Regions from separate parts of the Homo sapiens genome. Here all the other regions are linked to region 3. Evidence: chromatin loops called from intact Hi-C (ENCODE). Cell type or tissue: CD4-positive, alpha-beta T cell. All regions are shown on one strand. Links, peaks and the distances in the headings refer to the core of each region. The heading gives the core; the rest is flanking DNA. Region 1 overlaps CYFIP1 (cytoplasmic FMR1 interacting protein 1). Region 2 overlaps CYFIP1 (cytoplasmic FMR1 interacting protein 1). Region 3 overlaps CYFIP1 (cytoplasmic FMR1 interacting protein 1).

Region 1 (8,049 bases), core at 3,094-5,593, 53 kb before region 3:
GCCCAGAGGCCGAGACCTCCAGCCTCACAATCACACCATCTCCTCACCCAACTACAAGGCTCTCAGAACAGCCCCCATGAAAATACAAATTACTCTGGGGGCCATGGAGGGATGTGGTAATGGACCAGCTCAACAGGAAAGTTAAAAAGGAGTCTGCCTTCTGGAGAGTATTACTACCCCCAGAAGACTGCCCTGAGCTCCAGTTCGCATCTGTTAGCCCAGGGCAGCAGTGAGGTGGCTCTGAGTCATGCTGTGGGCAGGGAGAGGGCAGAACACAGCCTCCGCACGGAGCAGAGCTGGGCCCCGCCTGCCCGCAGCTGGCTGTCCCCAGTAACCAACAGGAATGTGAAGTCACCCACATGACCAGAGCCTGGCCATGTCTCTCGACTGGTTTGGAACACAGCCTCATCACCAACAGGGCTCCACCGTGCAGAGACCCCCATAAGGCACCATGCATGAACCACAGGCACCGCGAGCCTGGGATAAATGCACCTTGTCCCGGGGTCCTCAGACTCCCTAGACACTCGGCAGCTGACTTACTGTCCATTGTTTGGGTTAATAATTGGACCCATGCATTACTTTTAGAGGTAATTCACCAAGAGGGCATCTGAAGGTTGAAGATAAATATATTGAAATCATTTTTGAGAATTTAACGCTCCTGTTGTTTGAATCCAAGTTCATCCGAGGACGTGTGGGCACAGCGGGCACAGGGCGTGGGGAAGGCTGACCTCTGGATGACGTTCTTCTTCTTCTTGATGGCCTGCCGCAGCGGCTCCCTAAGGGTCACCTGGGAGAAGTCCTGCAGTGCGGCATAGACGGTGTGCCGGATGGCGTGGTTGAACACGCTCTCCATCCTGCCCATCAGCACCTGCAGGCCTTTGATCATGGCGATCACCTGCGGGGGACACAGCAACAGGGACGGCCCTTCTTAGGGATGGCACCAAGCCTCCTCTGCCTGGCACATGCCGGGGGCTGCTCCTCCTCGCCCACAGCACCTTACGCCCTCCCGCGTTCGTGCCCTGCAGCTGCCCTGCCCCAAAACGTCTTCTCCAAAGCCATAGTCAATGGAACTGTGCCCGCATCTGACTCCCCATCAGACCATGAGCACCTGGAGGACAGGGATGCATCTGACTCGAAACACACATGCATCCACCCCAGCACACCCTCCTGTGATGGAATTCAAATAGGAAAGAAGAAAAAGACTCAGGAAAGCAGGCATGATATTACTAGAAAAAGAAGTTACAAGAGGTTGTAGTCCAAATCCCATATTGTTCACAACAAAGGCGCAGTGAACTACCATTCACAGAAAAAGCCTGGAAGACTCTGATGGAACATAATTACATGACAAAGAGCTTCCAAAGGAATTCCTGGGACAGAAAAATGGTGCCAGGGCTCATTATTTCCCTGTTTCCAGACAGTAATTTTGTCATGACAGTGTGCTTTATTACTTTCTGAATAAACAATTGAAGGTCACAAACCAAGTATGACCTTTACAATTGCATGAGCTTTCTTACGGCTTTTGCCGTTTATAAATATTTCTACAGCCAACTTCATGATAGCTATGTGAGGCCTAGAAATCTCTCTGAAAGCAGCAAGTGAGGCAGAGCAAGACACACTTACCCCAAGTCCACCCTGCCGTGTGGATGTCTGACATATAAGACACCAAAGTGGAACATTTAATAGCACCAGTGAAACATAATTCACTTCTTTTTATCTTTTAACTAGAACGCTGTACCTAAGACTAATACATTTGGGAAAATCTTAACAACCCTTCTTTGGCCAGGCACAGTGGCTCACACCCATAATCCTGGCACTTTGGGAGGCTGAGGCGGGAGAATCACTTGAGACCAGAGTTCAAGATCAGCCCGAACAAAATGGCCAGACCCCATCTCTACAAAAAATTTAAAAATTAGCCAGGTGTGGTGGCATGAGCCTATAGTCCCAGCTACTCGGGAGGCTAAGCCAGGAGGATCACTTGAGCCTAGGAGTTCGAGGCTGCAGTGAGCCATGACTATGCCACTGCTCTCCAGCCTGGGTGACAGAGCGAGACCCTGTCTCAAAACAAAACAAAACAAAAACCCTACTTCAACATCTGAAAATGGTCTTCAGTCCACAGTAATAAAAAAAAACAAAAAACAAACAAACAAAAAAAACCTTTTGAAATTAAGTATTTGACAGATTCAAAATTAAGGCAGCTTTTTTTTTTTTTTTTTTTTTTTGAGACAGGGTCTCACTCTGTTGCCCAGACTGGAGTGCAGTGGCATGATCATAGCTCACTGCAGCCTTGAACTCCCAGGGTCAATCGATCCTCCTGCCTCAGCCTCCTGGGTAACTAGTTCTATAAGCATGCACTACCATGCTTGGCTAGGCATCTTCCTACTTTTATTAAATCTGTTGGTTTGAAGTTCACTTAGCAAGAACACAAATGTGTTTCCCCAAGGCTTCACACAGTCTCCCTCTATCACTTTCTGGTTTTATTCACACCTTTTGAGTTCCTCATTATGGCTTTATAAACAGCCTGATTCATGGGTAAATGAAGACGTGTCTGACAAGTACTTGAAACATGGCTTATATGATTTTGGTGCTTTTCTTTTTCATGAAATTTTCAGGTGGAAAAGTTGACAGTCTGCTTTTAATTCATCCTTCTATAACGTAAAGAATTTCCAAATAGACTGCTTTCATGTAAGACTCATGGTCTATATGCAATTAAAATAATGAAAATTTTAGAAAGGAAAAAGTCTGGAAGAAAACGCACCCAGCTGCTCAGCGCCATCTCTGTGATGGCGCCGCAGGCACTGTGCCTTCCTAATGCCATGCTTGTGTTTTCAGCATGCTTACTTTGGAAAACTGATGATTTTATATTGTTTTTCCAATCAACAAAAAAGAAAAGTTCTATTTAAAAAACCAAACGAGGAAAAACCCATTTAAGTGAACATAACAATCCTACATATTCACACTTACAGGAAGAAGGAAAAGGCAAGTTAACAGCAAACTGAGAGCTTTAGATGCACGCATTAGAAAACTAAAAAGGATAAAAATCATAATACTTATCAAACATTCATCACTAATTTATAGAAAACAGCAAAATAAACCCCCCCAAAATCGAAGAAAAATAACTAAAAGCACCCGGGCGCAGTGGCTCATGCCTGTAATCCCAGTATTTTGGGAGGCCGAGGCAGGCGGATCACAAGGTCAGGAGTTCGAGACCAGCCTGGCCAATATGGTGAAACCCCGTCTCTACTAAAAATACAAAAATTAGCCTGGTGTGGTGGTGCACACCTGTAGTCCCAGCTACTTGGGAGGCTAAGGCAGGAGAACTGCTTGAAACTGGGAGGTGGAGGTTGCAGTGAGCTGAGATGGCGTCACTACACTCCAGCCTAGGTGACACAGCGAGACTCTGTCTCAAAAATAAATAAATAAATAAATAAATAAATAAATAAATGTAACAATGAAACAGAAAACAAGTGTATAATCAAGGGTGATCAACAAAGACAAAGCTGTTCAGTAAATAAACAGTAAAACTGACAAATGCTTAGCAAGAATAACAAAGAAAAAAAAGACAGAGAAGCAGGCCAGGCACAGTAGCTCACGCCTGTAATCCCAGCACTTTGGGAGGTCAAGGAGGGTGGATCACTTGAGGTCAGGAGTTCAAGACCAGCCAGGCCAACATTGGTGAAACCCTGTATCTACTAAAAATACAAAAATTGGCCAGAAGTAGCTTGAACCCGGGAGGTGAAGGTTGCAGTAAGCTGAGATTGTGCCACTGCACTCTAGCCTGGGCAACACGCGAGACTCTGTCTCAAAAAAAAAAAAAAAAAAAAAGAAGCACGAGTTACCAGCATTAAGAATGAAAAAGGGGACATTAGCAGTTTATAGACAGATTAAGAGATTATGAAAAAATACTGTCATAGGATAGACAGAGGTCAATGGGATAGGATTAAGAGTCCAGAAGTTAACTTACAATTGATTTTCAACAGGGTACCAAAACAATTTGATGGGGAAAGATCATCTTTTCAACAAATAGTACTGACAACTGTATCTGCACATGCGAGAGAATCAAGGTGGACCCTTGTGCAGGAAAGGGTTAACTCAGCAGGCTGGGGAGAATGAAACTCCGCACATCCCCAAGAAAGGCCCATCTTCAGGACTGGCTGAAGTCATCCCAGGAACCAGCTCTGAACCTTGGGAGTGTCCTGCCTAGAGATTATGTTTTTGTGTGCCTGGGGCCCCGGGCCTACTGCTGTACCAGTCTGATCAGTCTCTGCTAACAAGGTGACTAATAGTGACCTCCTGTGTGTGTTTTGAGGACCTAGAGTCTGAGTAGCCAAGGTCAGCCACGTGACTGGCCCCCAGTAAAAACCCAGGACCCCAAGGCTCTGGGGAGCTGCCCTGGTGAGCCACAATTTGTGTGTGCTGTCACACATCATCGCTGGGAGAAATAAGCACGTCCCGTGCAATTCCACTAGCAGGCACAGCTGGAAGTTTACACCTGTCTTCTCTGGACTCCACTCCTGTGCCTTTTCCCTTTGCTGATCTGACTCTGTCTTTTGGCTGCAAGGAGTCATAACCTTCAGTGCAACAACTACCAAGCCCTGTGAGTCCTCCCAGCCAGTCAGGGGGATGGAGGGTGGTCTGGAGGGCCCCTCACACAACCTTGTCAAACGCTGTATAAAAATCCACTCAAAATGGATCATATATTTAAATTAGGTTTAAGTTAGGAGCTAAAACTATAAAACTTTTAGAAGAGGCTGGGCGTGGCGGCTCATGCCTGTAATCCTACCACTTTGGGAGGCAAAGGCGGGTAGATCACCTGAGGTGAGGGGTTCAGGACCAGCCTGGCCAACATGGTGAAACCCTGTCTCTACTAAAAATGCAAAAATTAGCTGGGTGTGGTGGCGCACACCTGTAATCCCAGCTACTTGGGAGGCTGAAGCAGGAGAATTGCTTGAACCTGGGAGGCAGAAGTTGCAGTGAGCTGAGATCATGCCACTGCACTCCAGCCTGGGTGACAGAGCAAGACTCTGTCTCAAAAAAGAAAAAAAAAAAAGACTTTTAGAAGGAAACACAGGAGTAAATCATCATGACCTGGGTTACACAATGATTTCTTATATATGACACCAAAAGCATAAGCAACGAAAGAAAAACAGATAAATCAAACATAATCAAAATTCAAACACTTTGTGTCTCAAAAGACTCCATTAAGAAACTAAAAGGACAATCATAGAATGGGAGAAGATACTGAAAATCCTATGGCTGTAAGGAACTGATATTTAGAATGTATAAGGAACTGTTACAACTCAATAATAAAAAAGATAACCTAATTAAAAATGGGCAAAGGATCTGAAGAGACATTTCTCCAAATAATGCACACAAATGGCCAACAAGCACATAAGAAGACGTTTAACATCCTTAGTTGTTAGAAAACCGCAAATCAAAAGCGCAATGAAATGAGATACCACCTCACACCCACTAGGATAGCTAGAATCAAAAAGACATACAATAACAAGTTTGGTGTGGATGTGGGGAAACTGGAGCCCTCACTTACTGCTGGTAAGAAGGAGAAATGGTGCTGCCACTATCTGGTAGTTCCTCAAAAGCTAAATGTGCTGTTATGATCCAGTAATTGCATTTCTAGCTATACAATCAAAAGAAATGAAAACCAGCATCTACACAAAAACCCGCACATGAAAGCTCATAGAGGCTGGGCATGGTGGCTCACCTCTAATCCCAGTGCTTTGGGAAGTCAAAGCAGGAGGATCACTTGAGCTCAGGAGTTCAAGACCAGACTAGGCAACACAGTGAGACCCCATCTCTACAAAAAATTTAAAAATTAGTCAGGCATGGTGGTTTGTGCCTGTGGTCCTAGCTACTTGGGAGGCTGGGGAGGGAGGATTGTCTGAGCCCAGAAGATTGAGGCTGCAATAAGCCATAATCCTGCCACTGCACTCCAGTTGGGTGACAGAGTGAGACCTTGTCTCCAAAAAAAAAAAAAAAAAAAAAAACAAGAAAAAGAAGTTCTCAGCAACTTCATAGTAGTGAAAAGGTAGAAATAACCCAAATGTCTATCATCTGATGGATGGATAAATACAATGTAACATATCCATGTAATGCAATATTATTCAGCAATAAACAGAACAAAACAGTGATACCTGTGTGAATCTTGAAAATTATGCTAAGTGGCCTGGCACGGTAGCTCACGCCTGTAATCCTGGCACTTTGGAAGCCCAAGGCAGGCGGATTACCTGAGGTCAGGAGTTTGAGACCAGCCCGGCCAACATGGTGAAACCTTGTCTCTACTATAAATACAAAAATTAGCCGGGCGTGGTGGTGGGTGCCTGTAATCCCAGCTACTCTGGAGACTGAGGCACAAGAATTGCTTGAACCCGGGAGGGAGAAGTTGCAGTAAGCTGAGATCACGCCACTGCCCTCTAGCCTGGGTGACAGAGCAAGGCTCCATCTTAAGAAAAATAAAAGGAAAATTATGCTAAGTGAAAATTATGCTTTGTGAAAGCCAGTCACAAAGGGCCACATATGGTATGATCTACTCATATGAAATGCCCAGAGCAGGCAAATCTACAGGGTCAGAAAGCAGAGTGGTGGCTGCATACGGTTGAGGGAGGGAAGAATGAAGGGTGGCTGATAATGGGCTGGCATTTATATTTGTTCTAAATTTGATTGTGACTGTACAACTCTGTGAATGTGCTGAAAGCATTGACTTTTACACTTCAAATGGGTGAACTGTATGGTTATGTGAAAAAAAAGCTTCTACCAAAATAAGATGAGAATTTACTATGAAAAACCTTATGTCAAAAAATCAGAAAATTTTGGCTGGGCGCAGTGGCTCACACCTGCAATCCCAGCACTTTCGGAGGCTGAGGCGGGTGGATTGCTTGAGCTCAGGAGTTTGAGACGAACCCGGGCAACTTGGTGACACCCCATCTCTACCAAAAATATAAAAATTAGCCAGGTGTGGTGGCATGCACCTATAGTTTCAGCTAATGGGGAGGCTGAGGTGGGAGGATTGCTTGAGTCCAGGAGGCTGAGGCCAAAACAGTGGTTTTTAACATTTTTATTACTTTTCACTGTTGTAGTGTTATTTTTTCTTTCTGAACATTTTTGACCCAAGGTTGGTTCATGGAGGTGGAACCCAAGAACACTGAGGGCCAACTGTATGAGACTTCTGTCAATTCTCCTGTCATGATCCATAGGATTGTTCATATCCTGATTAAAATCCTCACTGTGGGATGGGAAAAGCTGATTCTAAAATGAATATGAAACTACAGTGGGGAAGAATAGCCAAGGAAGTCTAGGAGACAGAAAGACGTGCTTTCTCATACACGGTAGATGACTACAAAGCTACAGAGTGGTGCTGGGATACCGACAGCAACTGACACTGGGTTAGAGCAGAGCAGAAACACAGCCACACATGCATTGTCACGTGACCAGCTACAAAGGTGGCAGCGTGAGGGTTGGACGGAATTGTTTCAAAAATGAATTTCAGGTGAATTTCGCATCTCAGTGTGAAAGCAGAGTGAAGTATCCAGAAAGCAATGCAGAATACCTTCACGACCTGAGAGTATGCAAAGATTTCTCAAACAGCACAGGAAAAGCACAGCTATGAAAGAAAAGATACCAGTTGATGCTGGAATGAAGAGCTGCCCATGGAAAGGCTCACGAGGGGAGTGCAGCGCCTGCCTCACAGGAGAGCAAGACAGCTCTTCTCTCTCAGCAGGGGCCACATCTCTTTCACCTCCCTTCCCCGCACCCGACACTGCTCTCCATCCAGACGCAGGTCCAGGAGTCCAGATTCGCACCCAGGGAGCTTCAGTGCAGACCCAGGACCGACAACCACTGTTTCTCTAATGCGTTCTACTCTGACTACTCTGCCAGATGGAAAGGGGTGCCCACACAGAAGCAATGAGTAAACAGGCAGTTTTGTTCATGTTTTTGCTTTTGACAGAGAAGATGGTGTGAAGCTAGAGCGACATGAGGAAGAGCGAGCGGCCGAGCATCCTCACCTCCACTAGGGCAAACTTCTCCTCGCTGGTG
Region 2 (8,049 bases), core at 1,809-4,308, 90 kb before region 3:
GGGGCAGGCGGCAGATCTTGGGCATCACCTCCATCAGCGTCTTCACGTACTGCAGGATTGTGCCTTGCAGCTGCCGGGGAGATGAGACGGGCTGCGTCAGCCACCCCACTCCGCTCTGCTAACGCCTGTGGCCGGCGCATACCCTGAAACAAGTCTGTTAGCAAAGAGCTCGGTAACCAGCAAGGCTGCAGGATCGTCTGGCTGGGGAATAAAATCCACCCCGGGAGAGAGAGCAACCATCACCAGGTGGCTTCCCATGACTGAATTCATGTTCTGAAACTGGACTCCTCTTTCAAGATGAAAGTGGTCCCGGGGTGCCACAATGAGGGGAGAGCTTTGTCGCCAGGTGTCTCCTATGGGGATGCACCCCAGCATCGTGAGCACTGCCAGCTCCAGGGTCCCCCAGGACGCTGTCTGTGCTCCTGGGTGCGGCCCCAGGCTCAGCTGTGGTGAGGTCAGCAATCCTAACACCCTCCAAGCTGCCACATGTTTTGGGACAGAGTCCCCAGCGGGTCCTGGAAGGACCTGTTTGGGTCACGGGCTGATGGCTGTGCCAAGTGACCAAACTCTTACATGGTCTCAAGTCACAGAAGATTAAAATAATAAAAAGGATGAAAAATTATAAAAAGTAAGTTATGTCTAGAAAACTAAATCCAGGCTGGCCAAGGTGGCTCACGCCTGTAACCCCAGCACTTTGGGAGGCCAAGATGGGCAGATCTCTGGAGCCCAGGAGTTCAAGGACAGCCTGAGCAACATAGCAAGACCCCCTCTCTACACATACAAATAAAAACTCTGCGTATCAGTTAAAATAACCTGGACCCATTCTCTTGAGTTTGAAAAGATGAGGGAAGTATCAAACTATATATGGTCAGAAATGTTTGAAGCCTAATTGAACGAATCCAGCTGTTGGAGAATCACAGTCCAGGCAGAGAAGACCCTCTGGCATGGGTGCCCCAGGGAATCCAGGCTGTGTGAAAGAAGCATGTCCAGGGAACACTCACCAGGCTCTTGACGACCTTCAGCAGCTCCTCCATGACCACGGCGATACCCTGGTAGCCGAGAAGCCGGCAGATGACTTGAAAGTGTGGAGGTCCCACGAAGTTCCGGTAGCTGCCGTAAATGCTGGAGTAGGCCAAGTTCAAAGCCTGGAAAACAGGGCACAGAGCTCTCAGCATGGTCCCCGCACACATGTGCAGATGAAGAACTGTGTGAGAAGATCACTCAACACACACAGGCTCAGGTGAGCGGGTCTGAGTCTACTGACTTGTAAAATCTACTGCCCTTAACTGGTACAGTTACAAAACCTACTTAGCCTGCCACCAAAAAGAAACCTGCTAAAATAGAAAAGAAAAGAAAACCATTTGGTGTTTCAACATTTGTTGAATAGCCGACTCGCTAGAAGCCATTTTGAAGTCTAGAATGAGAAATGAATACGACCCAGAGTTTCCCCCTGCCTCCCAGTCTCCCAGCAGGATGCCCAAGGTCGGACCCTGAAGGGGCCGGGGGAGCTGCCTTCTCAGGATGCACAGGGCACCCCCGGAGCCGGGAGAGAGACCCCTGTGGAGTGGGAAGGCGAGGAAGGTAGTTAGGGTGTGTATTAGTCCGTTTTCACACTGCTATAGAGAAATACCCAAGACTGCATAATTTATTTTAAAAAAAAGCAGGTTTAGGCCAGGCGCGGCGACTCACACCTGTAATCCCAGCCCTTTGGGAGGCCGAGGTGGGCAGATCACAAGGTCAGGAGATGGAGACCATCCTGGCTAACACGGTGAAACCCCGTCTCTACTAAATATACAAAAAATTAGCCGGGCGTGGTGGCAGGTGCCTGTAGTCCCAGCTACTCGGGAGGCTGAGGCAGGAGAATGGCATGAACCTGGGATGTGGAGCTTGCAGTGAGCCGAGATCGCGCCACTGCACTCCAGCCCGGGTGACAGAACGAGACTTCATCTCAAAAAAAAAAAAAAAAAAAAAGGCAGGTTTAACTGACTCACAGTTCCACATGGCTGGGGAGGCCTCAGAAAACTTACAGTTATGCAGAAGGTAAAGGGGAAGCAAGCACCTTCTTCACAAGAAGGCAGGAAAGATAAGAGAGAACAAAAGGCGAAGCCCCTTATAAAACCATCAGATCTCGTGAGAACTCACTCACTATCACAAGAACAGCATGTGGAAAACTGCCCCCATGAACCAGTCAACTCCCACCAGCTCCCACCCTTGACATGTGGGCATAATGGGGATTACAAGTGGAGATGAGATTTGGGTGGGGGACACAGCCAAACCTTATCATTCTGCCCCTGGCCCCTCCCAAATCTCAATCATGCTTTCCCAACAGTGCCCCAAAGTCTTAACTCATTCCAGCATTAATTCAAAAGTCCAAGTCCAAAGTCTCATCTGAGACAAGTCAAGTCCCTTCCACCTATGAGCCTATATAATAAAAAACAAGTTAGTTACTTCCTAGATACAATAGGGGTACAGGCATTGGATAAATGCTCCCATTGCAAATGGGAGAGACTGGCCAAAACAAAGGGGCTCCAGGCCCCATGGAAGCCCAAAGTCCAGTGGGGCAGTCATTAAATCTTAAAGCTTTAAAATAATCTCCTTTGACTCCGTGTCTCTCATCCAGGTCACACTGATGTAAGATGTGGGCTCCCACAGTCTTGGGCAGCTCCACCCTGTGGCTTTGCAGGGTACAGTCCCCCTCCTGGCTGTTTTCACAGGCTGGCATTGAGTGTCTGTGGCTTTTCCAGGTACACAGTACAAGCTGACTGGGGTCTGGAGGAGGGTGGCCCTCTTTTTACAGCTCCACTAGGCAGTATTCCAGTGGGGACTCTGTGTGTGGGGCTCCAACCCCCCATTTCCCTTCCTCACTGCCCTAGCAGAGGTTCTCCATGATGGCTCCACCCCCACAGCAAACCTCTGCATGGACATTCAGGCATTTCCACATGTCCTTTGAAATCTAGGTGGTCCAACACCACGCGGAAGCCACCAAGGCTTGGGGCTTGCACCCTCTGAAGCAACAGCCTGAGCTGTATGTTGGCCCCTTTTAGCGACCAGGAAGCAGGGATGCAGGGCACCAAGTCCTGAAGCTGCACGGGGATGGGGGGTGGGGTGGGGAGGTGGGGGAGGGGGAACCATAGGGGCAGGGCAGGCCCTGGGCCCAGCCAAGAAAACCATTTTTCCCTCCTAGGCCTCTGGGTTTATGATGGGAGGGGCTGCCTCGTACATGTCCTGGAGACATTTTCCCCATTGTCTTGGTGATTGACATTCAAAATTTCTGCAGCCAGCTTGAATTCCTCTCCAGAAAATGGGTTTTTCTTTTCCATCACATCCTCAGGCTGCAAATTTTCCAAACTTTTATACTCTGCTTCCCTTTTAAACAAACTCCAATTTCAGATCTCTCTCAAGTTCAATGTACCACGTATCTCTAGGGCGGGGCAAAATGCTGCTAGTCTCTTGGCTAAAGTGTAGTAAAAGTGACCTTTGCTCCAGTTCCCAACAAGCTCCTCAATTCCATCTGAGACCACCTTAGTTAGCCTGCACTTTATTGTCCATAGCACCATCAGCATTTTGGTCAAAACCATTCAACAGGCAGGGCGTGGTGGCTCACGCCTGTAATCCTAGCACGTTGGGAGGCCGAGGTGGGTGGATCACAAGGTCAGGAGTTTGAGAACAGCCTGGCCAACACGGTGAAACTCTGTCTCTACTAAAAATACAAAAAAATTAACTGGGCATGGTGGTGGGCACCTGTAATCCCAGCTACTTGGGAGGCTGAGGCAGGAGAATTATTTGAACCTGGGAGGCGGAGGTTGCAGTGAGCTGAGATTGCGCCATTGCACTCCAGCCTGGGCAACAGGGTGAGACTCCATTTCAAAAAACAAACAAACAAACAAAAAACATTCAACAAGTCTCTAGAGAGTTCCAAACTTTCCCACATCTTCCCGCCTTCTTTGGAGCCCTCCGAACTGTTCCAACCTCTGCCTGTTACCCAGTTCCAAAGTCACTTCCACATTTTCAGGTATCTTTATAGCAGTACTCCACTCTACCAGTACCAATTTACTGTATTAGTCCATTTTCACCCTGCTAAAAATAAATACCTGAGACTGGATAATTTATAAAGGAAAGAGGTTTAACTGACTCATAGTTCCACATGGCTGGGGAGGCCTCAGAAAACTTCAATCATGGCGGAAGGTGAAGGGGGAGCAGGCACCTTCTTCACAAGGTGGCAGGAATGAGAAGAGAGAGCAAGGGGGAAGAACCCCTTATAAAACCATCAGATCTCGTGAGAACTCACTATCATGAGAACATCGTCACCCCCATGATCCAATCACCTCCCACCAGGTCCCTCCCTTGACTCATGGGGGTTATGAGGATTACAATTTCAGATGAGATTTGGGTGTGGACATAGAGCCAAAACATATCAAGGTGGTTCCTGCAGAAGGACACCCCTCAGCTTGTCTAAGGACACGGGTGCAGATAGCAGGAGACCCCTACTGTGAGTATTCAGTGCTATAAATTTCCCTCTCAGCACTTTAGCTGTATACCAAATAAATCAAATAAATAAATCGAATAATCAAATCAAATAAATCACTTCTTTAGCTGTATATATCAAATCTTGATATATTTACATTTCATTCAATTCAATGTATTTTTAAATTTCTCTTGAGATTTCCTCTTCAACCCAAGGATTATTTAAAAGTGTGCTAATTTCCGAGCATATAGAGATTTTCTGGTTATCTTTTTATTATTGGTTTCTGGTTTGAGTTCATTGTAGTTGGAGAACACTCTCCATAGGATTTCAGTTCTTTAAATTTTGTTGAGGTGAGTTTTATGGCCCAGCGTATGGTCTATCTTGGTGAATGTTTCATGGGAATCTGAAAAACGTATATATTCTGCTGTTGTGGGGTAGAGGAACCTACACACGTCAGTTAGATCCTGTTGGTCGATGGTGGTGTTCAGTTCTTTTCTACTGTTGCTGATTTTGTGTCTACTTGTTCTGTCAATTACTAAAATGAGAGTTGAAGTCCCCAACTGTAACTGTGGGATTGTTCACTTCTCCTTTACTTCTATTAGTCTTTCCTTCAAGTACAGAAGCCTTGTTGTTTGACGCATAAACATCTAGCATTGCTATGTTTTCTTCGTGGTGGTTTGACTTATTATTATGTAATCTCCCTGGCAATATTCTTTGCTCTGAAGTTGATTTTATCTTATATTAATACAGCCACTCCTGCTTTCTTCAGCCTCCGCCTGATCTGTCTGCTTCCATTACTGATCCTGCTTTGTACCCCTTTGCTGGAATAAACTGCAGCTGTAAGACTCTGAGTTATGTGAGTCCTTCTAGTGAATTATCAGATGTGTAGAGGGTCATGAGACCCCCCAAAACAAAGAGCCAAAACTGATTACAGTGACGAGATTAGACAACACTGAAGGACAGAAACCCCACCCAGTGTCTGTCCCAGGCCCAAGCCCTGCGGCCCGCTGCAACCTTGAAGAAACCATCTACACATCTTCGCCCACACCCCCTCCTCCCAGCCTCTCCTCAGAGCAGCACCCTGGGCTTTATGTGCTGGGATTCTGTGTAATATTTTTGGTTGATAACAGGTTCAATGTTTGAAAAGAAGAACACGAAAGTCATCAGTGAAATCTAATGACCTCATGTTACAAGTGAGAGAATTCATTCTCAGACCCGCCCTGACTGGCTCAGGATGACAGCTGTCAGAGGAGGCATCACTCAATGAACACATGGTCCCAGGCCTCTGGCCCCCTGCCCAGTGTCCGGTTTCCCAGTAGACTAAGCTCACCCCAAAGATGACACATCCGAGAGACAACACAGCTAGGGTAACAAACAGCAGATGTGACTTAACTACTCAGGGGAGTGGGAGGAGGCACTACTTCTGGGGAAGGGCACCGTCACAAACACTGTGCTGTAAAAGACTTAAGCTCAGAAGAGGAAGCACTCTGGATGTCCAGTCACACAGCTCAGTTCAAGACAGACTCTGCTGCCCGTGCCTGATACAGTCTCCAGCCTTGTTCGACAAGCAGAGAAGGTGGGTCACAGCACACAGAGCCGGCTCTGGACTCGCCAGTCGTGCAACTTGGGTGCTCTAACTTTCACGACACTCTGAGCCTTCATCTGTGAAATGGGGACAATCTTACTTATGAGATAAAGAATACTAGTTAATGTGCTCAAAAGGGTGTCTTACTGAGAAGCAGGCATGCTGTAAGTGGTGACATGACCAAGAACGAAAAAGATAACATTGCATAAATGGGTCCCTCATCTAAGTTTATTTTATTCCTGCAAGATACCAGCCCTAGTTCACTATTCATAAAAAAAGCACTAATCTGTTTTTTGAGTGGATTCCTGTGTATTCCATAATCACACAGATATACACTGTGACTCATACTGCAGCAGAAGCAAGTGCACGTGGCATATGTGAGTGCTTGTGAGTACAAGGGCTGTCTGCTGTGAGCACATGACTCAGCTCAGACATCATCTCTTTTAGTATCCAGCCTCTTCTTGAGTGGGTGGTGGTCAACATCAGTGTCACTTGTATATGTCTAAATAATCTAATAGAAAATTACTGGTTTAGGACTAGGCACGGTGGCTCACGGCTACATCCCAGCACTTTGGGAGGCCCAGGCAGGAGATCTGATTGAGCTCAGGAGTTCGCGACCAGCCTGTGCAACATGGTGAAATCCCATCTCTACAAAAAACACAAAAATTAGCCAGATGTGGTGGTGCATGCCTGTAGTCCCAGCCACTTGGGAGGCTGAGGCAGGAGGATTGCTTGAGCCTGGGAGGCGGAGGTTTCAGTGAACTGTGATTGCGCCACTGCAATCCAGCAATGGGTGACAAAGCAAAAACCCTGTCTCAAAAAAAAAAAAAATTACTGGTTTATGGCCAGGCACAGTGGCTCACGCCTTTATCCCAGCACTTTGGGAGGCTGAAGCAGGTGGATCATTTGAGGTCAGGAGTTCGAGACCAGCCTGGCTAACATGGTGAAACCCTGTCTCGACTAAAAATACAAAAATTGGCCAGGCGTGGTGGCACACTCCTGTAATCCCAGCTACTCGGGAGGCTGAGGCACACGAATCACTGGAATCACAATAATCACTGGAGGTTGCAGTGAGGCAAGATCACACCACTGTACTCCAGCCTAGGGGACAGACTCTGTCTCAAAAAAAAAAAACACACAAAAAAAACAAAAAACAAAAAGAAAAACCATGTACTAGCTTAGGTTTTAACAAAAACGACACAAACAGTTTCTGAAACGGAGGCAGAAATCTCTTACAGTGAGGTTCAAGTTCAGTTGCAAATAGTTGAATTTAAAAAAAAATCAAATTCACATCATCAAATCTTTCTTTCTCTCCAAAAGAGCATCAGCTTTGCAAATGCCTCCAAGTGCCCATTCCCTGGAGCCATCCCTGAGGTGGTGCCCATGCACACAGGGCAGCAGGGTGCTCTGGCAGTGTAGGGGCTGACTCAAGGCAAATGTGCACCCCGCACCACCACCCTGGAACAGCGCGCTCATGTTGGCATCTTAATGGAAGCAACAGTGCCTCCCTGCACTCCTGGGAGAAAATCCTGGAGAATAAAAACGTGTGTCAAGAGCCTTTAACACCACAAAGGGCACACAGACACACTGGGCAGCAAAGATGTCACCACAGTGCTATCCTGGGATCTCAAAAACCAACCCCACGAGGCCCCTTCCAGGACTCGATCCATCAGAACCGCAGGTGCACGGCCCCACGCAGTCGGGTCGCCTGCCTACCCCCCGCCTGCCTCCCTCGCTTCCACAGCCATCCTCTCCAGATGGGGGTGACAGAGGAGCCTCTCTGCCCAGTGCCCTCTGCGCACAAATGCCTCTCTATCAGGGAGTGACAAAAACCTACTTTATTGTTATGCCTAAAACAGGGATTAAAAATTTCAAAGTCAAGAGAAGCCCAGAGCAAATCTTTTAGTTCACAGAGACCCAAGAAATTATTCTCACTCGCCAAACTTTCTAGTCCTATCTTCTAAAATAACATTTCCTTCAGTTCTAAAGGTAAAACACT
Region 3 (8,049 bases), core at 3,815-6,314:
TAAAAATCAGTTGCATTTCTATATTTTAGCAATGAACAATCCCAAAAGGAAATTAATTCCATGTACAACAGCATCCAAAAGATGAAGAATGTAGTGTAAATGAATTTTACTTATTCAAGATATTAGTCTCAAAATGGCTAAATACAAGTTTCAATTTAAAAAAATATAATCAAGGAGGTGAAAGACTTACACACTAAAAAATATAAAACACTGCTGAAAGAAATTAAATACAAACAAATGGAAAGACATCTTTGTTAATGGATTGGAAGACATAATATTGTTAAGATGACAATACAATCCAAAGCCTTCTAAAGACTCAATGCAATCCCTTTGAAAATTCCAACAGCACTTTGTTTTTGCAAAAATAACCCATTTTAAAATTCATAGGAATCTCCAAGGACCCAGAATAGCCAAAGCAATCTTGAAAAAGATGAACAAAGTTGGAGACTTCACTCCTTTTTATTTCAAAACTTACCATAAAGCTACAGTAATTGAAACAGTGTGGCACTGGCATAAAGAAAGGCATACTGGCCAATTAAACAGAACAAAGAACCCAGACATAAACCTTCACATATGTGGCCAAACAATTTTCAACAATGATGTCAAGATCATTCAATGGAAAAAGAATAGTCTTTTCAACAAATTGTGTTAGGAAAACTGAATATCCACACATACATGAATTATGTTGGACCATTACCTTATATAATATACAGAAAAGTTAATTTGGCCTGGCGTGGTGGCTCACTCCTGTAATCCCAGCACTTTGGGAGGCCGAGTCGGGCAGATCACAAGGTCAAGAGATCGAGACCATCCTGGCTAACACGGTGAAATCCCGTCTCTACTAAAAATACAAAAAATTAGCTGGGTGTGGTGGCGGGGGCCTGTAATCCCAGCTCCTAGAGAGGCTGAGGCAGGAGAATCGCTTGAACCCGGGAGGCGGAGCTTGCAGTGAGCCGAGATTGCGCCACCGCACTCCAGCCTGGGCGACAGAGCAAGGATCTGTCTCGAAAAAAAACCAAACACACACACAAAAAAGAAAAGTTAATTCAAAACAGATCAACGCCTAAACATCGGATCTAAAACTATAAAACTCTTAGAAGAAAACAGGAGAAATGCTTCATGACATCAGATTTGGCAATGATTTCTTGGATATGACACCAAAAACACTGGCAACAACAGAATTAATAGACCAGGTGCTGTTGCTCACATCTGTAATCCCAACACTTTGTGAGGATGAGGTGGGAGGATCACTTGAGCTCAAGAGTTCAAGACTAGCCTGGGCAACACAGCTAGACCTTGTCTCTACTAAAAAATAAAATAAGGCTGGGCGTGATGGCTCATGCCTGTAATCCCAGCACTTTGGGAGGCCAAGGCAGGCAGATCGCTTGAGGTCAGGAGTTCCAGACCAGCCTGACCACCATGCAGAAACCCTATCTCTGCTAAAAATACAAAATTAGCCAGGCGTGGTAGTGGGCGCCTGTAATCCCAGCTTGAGTAGCTTGAGGCTGAGGCAGGAGAACTGCTTGAACACGGGAGGCAGAGGTTGCGGTGAGCCAAGATTGCGCCATTGCACTCTAGCCTGAGCAACAAGACCAAAACTCTGTCTCAAAAAAAAAAAGAAAAAAGAAAAAGAAAAGAAATAAAATAAAAAGTAGCTGCACGTGGTGGCTCACACCTGTAGTCCCAGACACTCAGGAGGCTGAAGTGGGAGGATCGCTTGAGCCCAGGATATCAAAGCTGCAGTGAGCCATGACTGCACCACTGAACTCCAGCCTGGGTAACAGCCTAGGTAACTCATCTCAAAAAATAAATAAACAATAGATAGTACCCAAAGCAATCTACAAATTCAATGCAATCTACAGGTTCAATGCAATCTACAGATTCAAAGCAATCTACAGATTCAATGCAATCTACAGATTCAATGCAGTCTCTATCAAAATACCTACCATATTCTTCATGCAAATAGAAAAAGAAATCCTAAAATTTGTGTGGAACCACAAAAGACTTGGAATAGCAAAAGCTATCCTGAGCAAAAGAACAAGGCTGGAGGCATCACACTACCTGACTTCAGAATATACTACAGAGGCTGGGCATGGTGGCTCCCGCCTGTAATCCCAGCACTTTGGGAGGCTGAGGTGGGCGGATCACCTGAGGGCAGGAGTTCGAGACCAGCCTGGCCAACATGGTGAAACACCGTCTCTGCTAAAAACAAAAAAATTAGCTGGGTGTGGTGGCGCACGCCTGTAATCCCCAGCTACTCAGGAGGCTGAGGCAGGAGAATCGCTTGAACCCGGGAGGCGGAGGTTGCAGTGATCCAAGATTGCGCCATTGCACTCCAGCCTGGGTGACAGAGTGAGACTCCGTCTCAAAAACAAAACAAAACAAAAAAAACTACAGAGATATAGTAACCCAAACAGCACACTATTGTCATAAACACAGACACATAAACCAATGGAACAGAATAGAGCCTGGAAATAAATGCATGCATTTGCAGCCAACTGATTTTTAACAAAGGTGCCAAGAACACACAATGAGAAAAGGATAGGTTCTTCAATAAACGGTGTTGAGAAAACTAGATACACACATACAGAAAAATAATATCAGACCTTGGCTTCTCAACATAGACAAAAATCAACCCGAAATGAATTAAAGACTTAAATGTGGCCAGGTGCGGTGGCTTAGCCTATAATCCCTGCGAAGCCCAGGCAGGGGGATCACCTGAGCTCAGGAGTTTGAGACCAGTCTGAGCAACATGGTGAAACCTTATTTCTACAAAAAAACACAAAAATTAGGCGGTGGCTCACACCTGTAATCCCAACACTTTGGGAGGCTGAGGCAGGAGGATCACTTGAGGTAAGGAGTTTGAGACTAGCCTGGCCAACATGGTGAAACCCTGCCTCCACTAAAAATACAAAAATTAGCCGGGCATGGTGGTGCACACCTGTAATCCCAGCTACTCAGGAGGCTGAGACAGGAGAATCGTTTGAACCTGGGAGACAGAGGTTGCAGTGAGCCAAGATCGCGCCACTGCTCTCCAACCTGGGCGACAGAGTGAGACTCCGTCTCAAAAAAACAAAACAACAACCAACCAAAATTTAGCCAGGCATGATGGTGCACACCTGTAGTGCCAGGTACTGGAGAGGCTGAGGTGGGAGAATTGCTTAAGCCCAAAAGGGCAAGGCTGCAGTAAGCCATGATTGCCCCACTGCATTCCAGCCTGGGTGACAGAACGAGACCTTGTCAAAAAAAAAAAAAAAAAAAAAAAAGGGAGAAGAAACTCCCTAACCATTAGCAGTTATTCTCACTTTTTCTACCCGTTCTTCACTGATCCTCTCTCCCCTGCTTTCTGGCCCCAGGCAATCACCTGTCTACTCTCTGTCTCTGTATATTTGCCTATTCTGGACTTTCCCCCTTGTATCTAACTGTAAATGTGTATCCTTTGACCAACATCTTCCTCTCTCCCCTTCCGCCAGCCACCCCAGCCTCTGGTAACCACCATTCTGCTCTGTTCTTCTGTGGCATCAGCGTTTTCAGATTCCACATGTGAGTGAGATCGTGCAGTACTTGTCTTTCTGTGCCTGGCTTATTTTGAGGAAATAAAGCCTCAAAAGCAAAGGCCACAAAAGAAAAAATAGACAAATGGGATTACATCAAACTAAAAATGTTCTGCACAGCAAAGGAATCAATCAACAAAGTGACAATCTACAGAATGCAGGAAAATATCTGCAAACCATATAACTAATAAGGGATTAATAATGAAAATATACAAAGAATTCAAACAACTCAATTGTAAAAGATCTGAATGGATATTTCTCAAAAGAAGGTGTACAAGTGGCCAACAGGTGTATGAAAAAATGCTCAACATCGCTAATCATCAGGGAATCCAAATCAAAACCACAATGAGCTATCACCTCACACCTGTCAGACTGGCTCTTGTCAAAAAGGCAAAAGATAACAAGTGTTGTCCAGGGTGTGGAGAAAGGGAAACCCTTGTACACTGTTGGTGGAGATGTAAATCAGTATAGCCATTGTAGAAAACAGTGCCGGGGGTTCCTCAAAATATTAAAAATAGAACTACCATATGACCCAGCAACACCACTGTTGGGTATATATCTAAAAGAAATGAAATCCGTATGTCCAAGAGATCGCTGTACCCCATGTTTATTGCAGCACCTTTCACAACAGCCAAGACATGGAATCAACCTAACTGTCCATCAACAGATGAGCAAGGCCGGGCCTGGTGGCTCACATCTGTAATCCTAGCACTTTCAGGAGGAAAGGAGGATTGCTCCAGCCCAGAAGTTCAAGACCAGCCTGGGCAACATAGTGATACCCCATCTCCATTTAAAAAATAATTAAAATTAAAAAAACAAAAACAGGCCGGACACGATGGCTCATGCCTATAATCCCAGTACTGGGAGGCCGAGGCAGATGAATCACTTGAGGCCAGGAGTTCGAGACCAGCCTGGCCAACACGGTGAAACCCCTTCCTCTACTAAAAATGCAAAAAAATTAGTCAGGCTTGGTGGCACCTCCTGTAATCCCAGGTACTTGGGAAGCTGAGGCATGAGAATCACTGGAACCCAGGAGGCGGAGGTTGCAGTAAGCTGAGATCACACCACTGCACTCCAGCCTGGGTGACAGAGTGAGACCCTGTCTCAAAACAAACAAACAAAAACTGGATTATGGTGATGGTTGTTGCACAGCTCCAGAAATCTTCTAAAAATTATTGTATAGTTGTCCCTGAAACAACACGTGTTTGAACCATGCGGGTCCACTTATTTGCAGACTTTTTCCAGTAAAAGTTACACGGTGTATGCCTGCCTCTCTAGCCCCTCCTTCCACCTCCCTCCACTTCTGCCTTTGCCACCCCCAAGACAGCAAAACCAACCCATCCACTTCCTCCTCCTTGGCCTGCTCACTGTGAGCTTTTTGAGGATGGAGACCTTTCTGATGATCCACTTCCACGTGATGAGTAGTCAGTTTATTTCCTCTTCCTCATGATTTTCTTAACAACATTTTCTTTTCTCTAGCTTACTTTATTATGAGAACACAGTATGTAATACATATAACTTACAAAATCTCTGTTAATCAACTGTTTATGTTATCAGTAAGGTTTCTGGTCAATAGCAGGCTATTCGTAGTTTTAACTTTTGGGAAGTCACGTAGTTTTAACTTTTGAGAAGTCAAAAGTTATACTTGTCCAGCCTGGCCAACATGGTGAAATCCCATCTCTACTAAAAATATAAAATTAGCCAGGCATGGTGGCGGGTGCCTGTAATCTCAGCTACTCAGGAGGCCGAGGCAGGAGAATCGCTTGAACCCGGGAGGCAGAGCTTGCAGTGAGCCGAGACAGAGCGAGACTCCGTCTCAAAAAAAAAAAAAAAAAAAAAAAAGGTTAAAGGCCAGGCTCGGTGGCTAACGCCTGTAATCCCAGCACTCTGGGAGGCAGAGGCAGAGGCGGGCAGATCACCTGAGGTCAGGAGGTCGAGATCAGCCTGACCAACACAGTGAAACCCCCTCTCTACTAAAAATACAAAATTAGTGGGAGTGGTGGCGCATGCCTGTAATCCAAGCTACTTGGGAGGCTGAGGCAGGAGAATGGCTTAAACCCAGGAGGCAGAGGTTGCAGTGTGCCAAGATCGTGCCATTGCACTCTATCCTGGGCAATAAGAGCGAAACTCCATCTCAAAAAAAGTTACACTCGGATTTTCAACTGCACAGGGGGTTGGAATCCCTAACCCCCTCGTTCACAGGCCAGCCAAACGTATACTTAAAAGTAGGTGAATTTTATAAAGTAGGTATATTATACCTCAATAAACAAAATTTTTGTTTAAAATTTTTGTTTTTAAAGCATGCTAATATTTTTAAATTGGAATTGGGTTAAATTTATAGATCAATATGAAGAGAACTGATGTCTTTACTATGTTGAGTGTTCCAACCACTGACCATGGTATGTTCCCCCATTTACTTAAATGATCTTTGATTTCTCTCATCTTCAGCATACAGATCCTGTAAGTCTTATTCAATGTATACCTAAGTATTTGATTCCTTTGAAGCAAACGAAATGTTGTGTTTTTAAATTTAATTTTCTTTTTTTTTTTTTGAGACGGAGTCTCGCTCTGTTGCCCAGGCTGGACTGCAGTGGCGCGATCTCGGCTCACCACAACCTCCGCCTCCCGGGTTCAGGCGATTCTCCTGCTTCAGCCTCCTGAGTAGCTGGGACTACAGGCGCACGCCACCATGCCCAACTAATTTTTGTATTTTTAGTAGAGACAGGGTTTCACTATGTTGGCCAGGCTGGTCTCGAACTCCTGCCCTTGTGATCCGCCCGCCTCGGCCTCCCAAAGTGCTGGGATTACAGGCGTGAGCAACCACGCCCAGCCAAATTTAACTTTCTAATTGTACATTGCTAGTACAGTAGTCCCCACTTACCTGTAGTTTCATTATCTGCAATTTCTGTTTCCCCAGTTATAGCTGCCTACAGTCAACTGCCCTCCAAAAATAGGTGAGTGCATACAAAAAGATATTTTGAAAGAGAGAACACATTTATATAACTTTTATTCAGTATATAATTATTCTATATTATGAACAGTTATTGTTGGTAATCTCTTACTGCGCCTAATTTGTAAATTAAGCTTTATCATAGGCATAGATGTATAGGGAAAAAAACCACAGTACACGGAGGGTTCTGTCTTATCTCAGGTTTCAGGCTTCCATTGGAACGTATCGTCCATGGATAACAAGGACTGTTGTAAACAGAAATAAGGTCAGCTTGTATAGTGTTGACTTTGCATGTATCTCCCCATGGATAAGGGGCACTGCTGTATGCAGAAATAAGGTCGCCAGGCCGGGCCCGGTGGCTCACGCCTATAATCCTAGCACTTTGGGAGGCCGAGGCAGGCGGATCACCTGAGGTTGGGAGTTCCAGACCAGCCTGACCAACACGGAGAAACCCCATCTCTACTAAAAACACAAAATTAGCCAGACATGGTGGCACATGCCTGTAATCCCAGCTACTCGGGAGGCTGAGGCAGGAGAATCGCTTGAACCCGGGAGGCAGAGGTTGCGGTGGGCCGAGATCGCACCATTGCACTCTAGCCTGGGCAACAAGAATGAAACTCTGTCTCAAAAAAAAAAAAGAAAAATAAGGTCGCCTTCTGTGTGTTGACTTTGTATCTTGTGACCTTGCTAACCTCATTAATTAGTTCTAGTAGCTTTTTCATAGATTCCCTGGATTTTCTATGTAGATAATCATGTTGTCAGCAAATAGGGACAATTTTCCCTTTCCAATTTGTATGCCTTTTCTTTCTTTGTCTGATACTATTGCACTGGCTAAAATAAGGTTTTTAAATTATGTCAGTGTAATTAATCCATGCTTTATCAATGGCCTCTAAGGGTTGGCTAAATTTTAATAGGAAAAACAATGAGAATAGCTTGGACATGTTAGTTAAAACTTCACACTATAAAATATGTTTTGGGTGGGCGCGGTGGTTCACGCCTGTAATCCCAGCACGTTGGGAGGCCGAGGTGGGTGGATCACCTGAGGTCAGGAGTTTGAGACCAGCCTGGCCAACATGGCAAAACCCTGTCTCTACTAAAAATACAAAAATTAGCTGGGTGTGGTGGCAGGCGCCTGTAATCCCAGCTACTCGGAAGGCTGGGGCAGGAGAATTGCTTGAACCCAGGAGGTGGAAGTTGCAGTGAGCCGAGATCACACCATTGCACTCCAGCCTGGGCAACAAGAGCAAAACCCTGTCTCACAAAAAATAAAATAAAATAACATAACATAAAAGAAAAGAAAACAAAGGAGGGAGGGAGATGTTAGCTATTATTTAAACCCAAAGTCACCTTTAGCATTATAAACTTGAGTATGTGCACAAAGATACAGACACAAGCATTGACTGTAGTGGTGAAAAACAGTAAATAACTATAATGTCAATCAACAGGAGGCTGATAAAATTATGAAACATCCACACTACAGAATACTATAGTGATTTGGCCGGGCACAGTGGCTCATGCCTGTAATACCAGCACTTTGGGAGGCTG

Evidence for each region. Hi-C counts contacts between places; a loop is a spot of excess contacts. Peaks named below come from ENCODE experiments on the same cell type or tissue, not always from the same donor. Only the 100,000 strongest peaks of a DNase experiment are listed, where the experiment ranks them.
Region 1: it touches region 3 in a loop (9-fold over the local background); 15 of 110 quality-filtered maps call a loop at or near these places.
Region 2: it touches region 3 in a loop (2.5-fold over the local background); 8 of 110 quality-filtered maps call a loop at or near these places.

Annotation. Positions count from the first base shown.
Region 1 is chr15:22,917,964-22,926,012 of GRCh38, forward strand. It overlaps CYFIP1 (cytoplasmic FMR1 interacting protein 1), which reads right to left. Exons shown (of 31, transcript NM_014608.6): 13 at 8,019-8,049; 14 at 729-895. Among named protein-coding and RNA genes, the nearest start is that of CYFIP1, 58 kb to the right of the region's middle. In CD4-positive, alpha-beta T cell, for the core only: no CTCF peak of the experiment used is centred there; no DNase peak of the experiment used is centred there.
Region 2 is chr15:22,881,867-22,889,915 of GRCh38, forward strand. CYFIP1 (cytoplasmic FMR1 interacting protein 1) reads right to left here. Exons shown (of 31, transcript NM_014608.6): 24 at 1,002-1,145; 25 at 1-70. Among named protein-coding and RNA genes, the nearest start is that of NIPA2, 47 kb to the left of the region's middle. RefSeq lists an enhancer at 1-1,000. In CD4-positive, alpha-beta T cell, for the core only: no CTCF peak of the experiment used is centred there; no DNase peak of the experiment used is centred there.
Region 3 is chr15:22,970,070-22,978,118 of GRCh38, forward strand. The region is part of intron 1 of CYFIP1 (cytoplasmic FMR1 interacting protein 1); the gene reads right to left. Among named protein-coding and RNA genes, the nearest start is that of CYFIP1, 6.3 kb to the right of the region's middle. RefSeq lists enhancers at 6,497-6,996, 6,997-7,498. In CD4-positive, alpha-beta T cell, for the core only: no CTCF peak of the experiment used is centred there; a DNase peak (open chromatin) is centred at 4,922.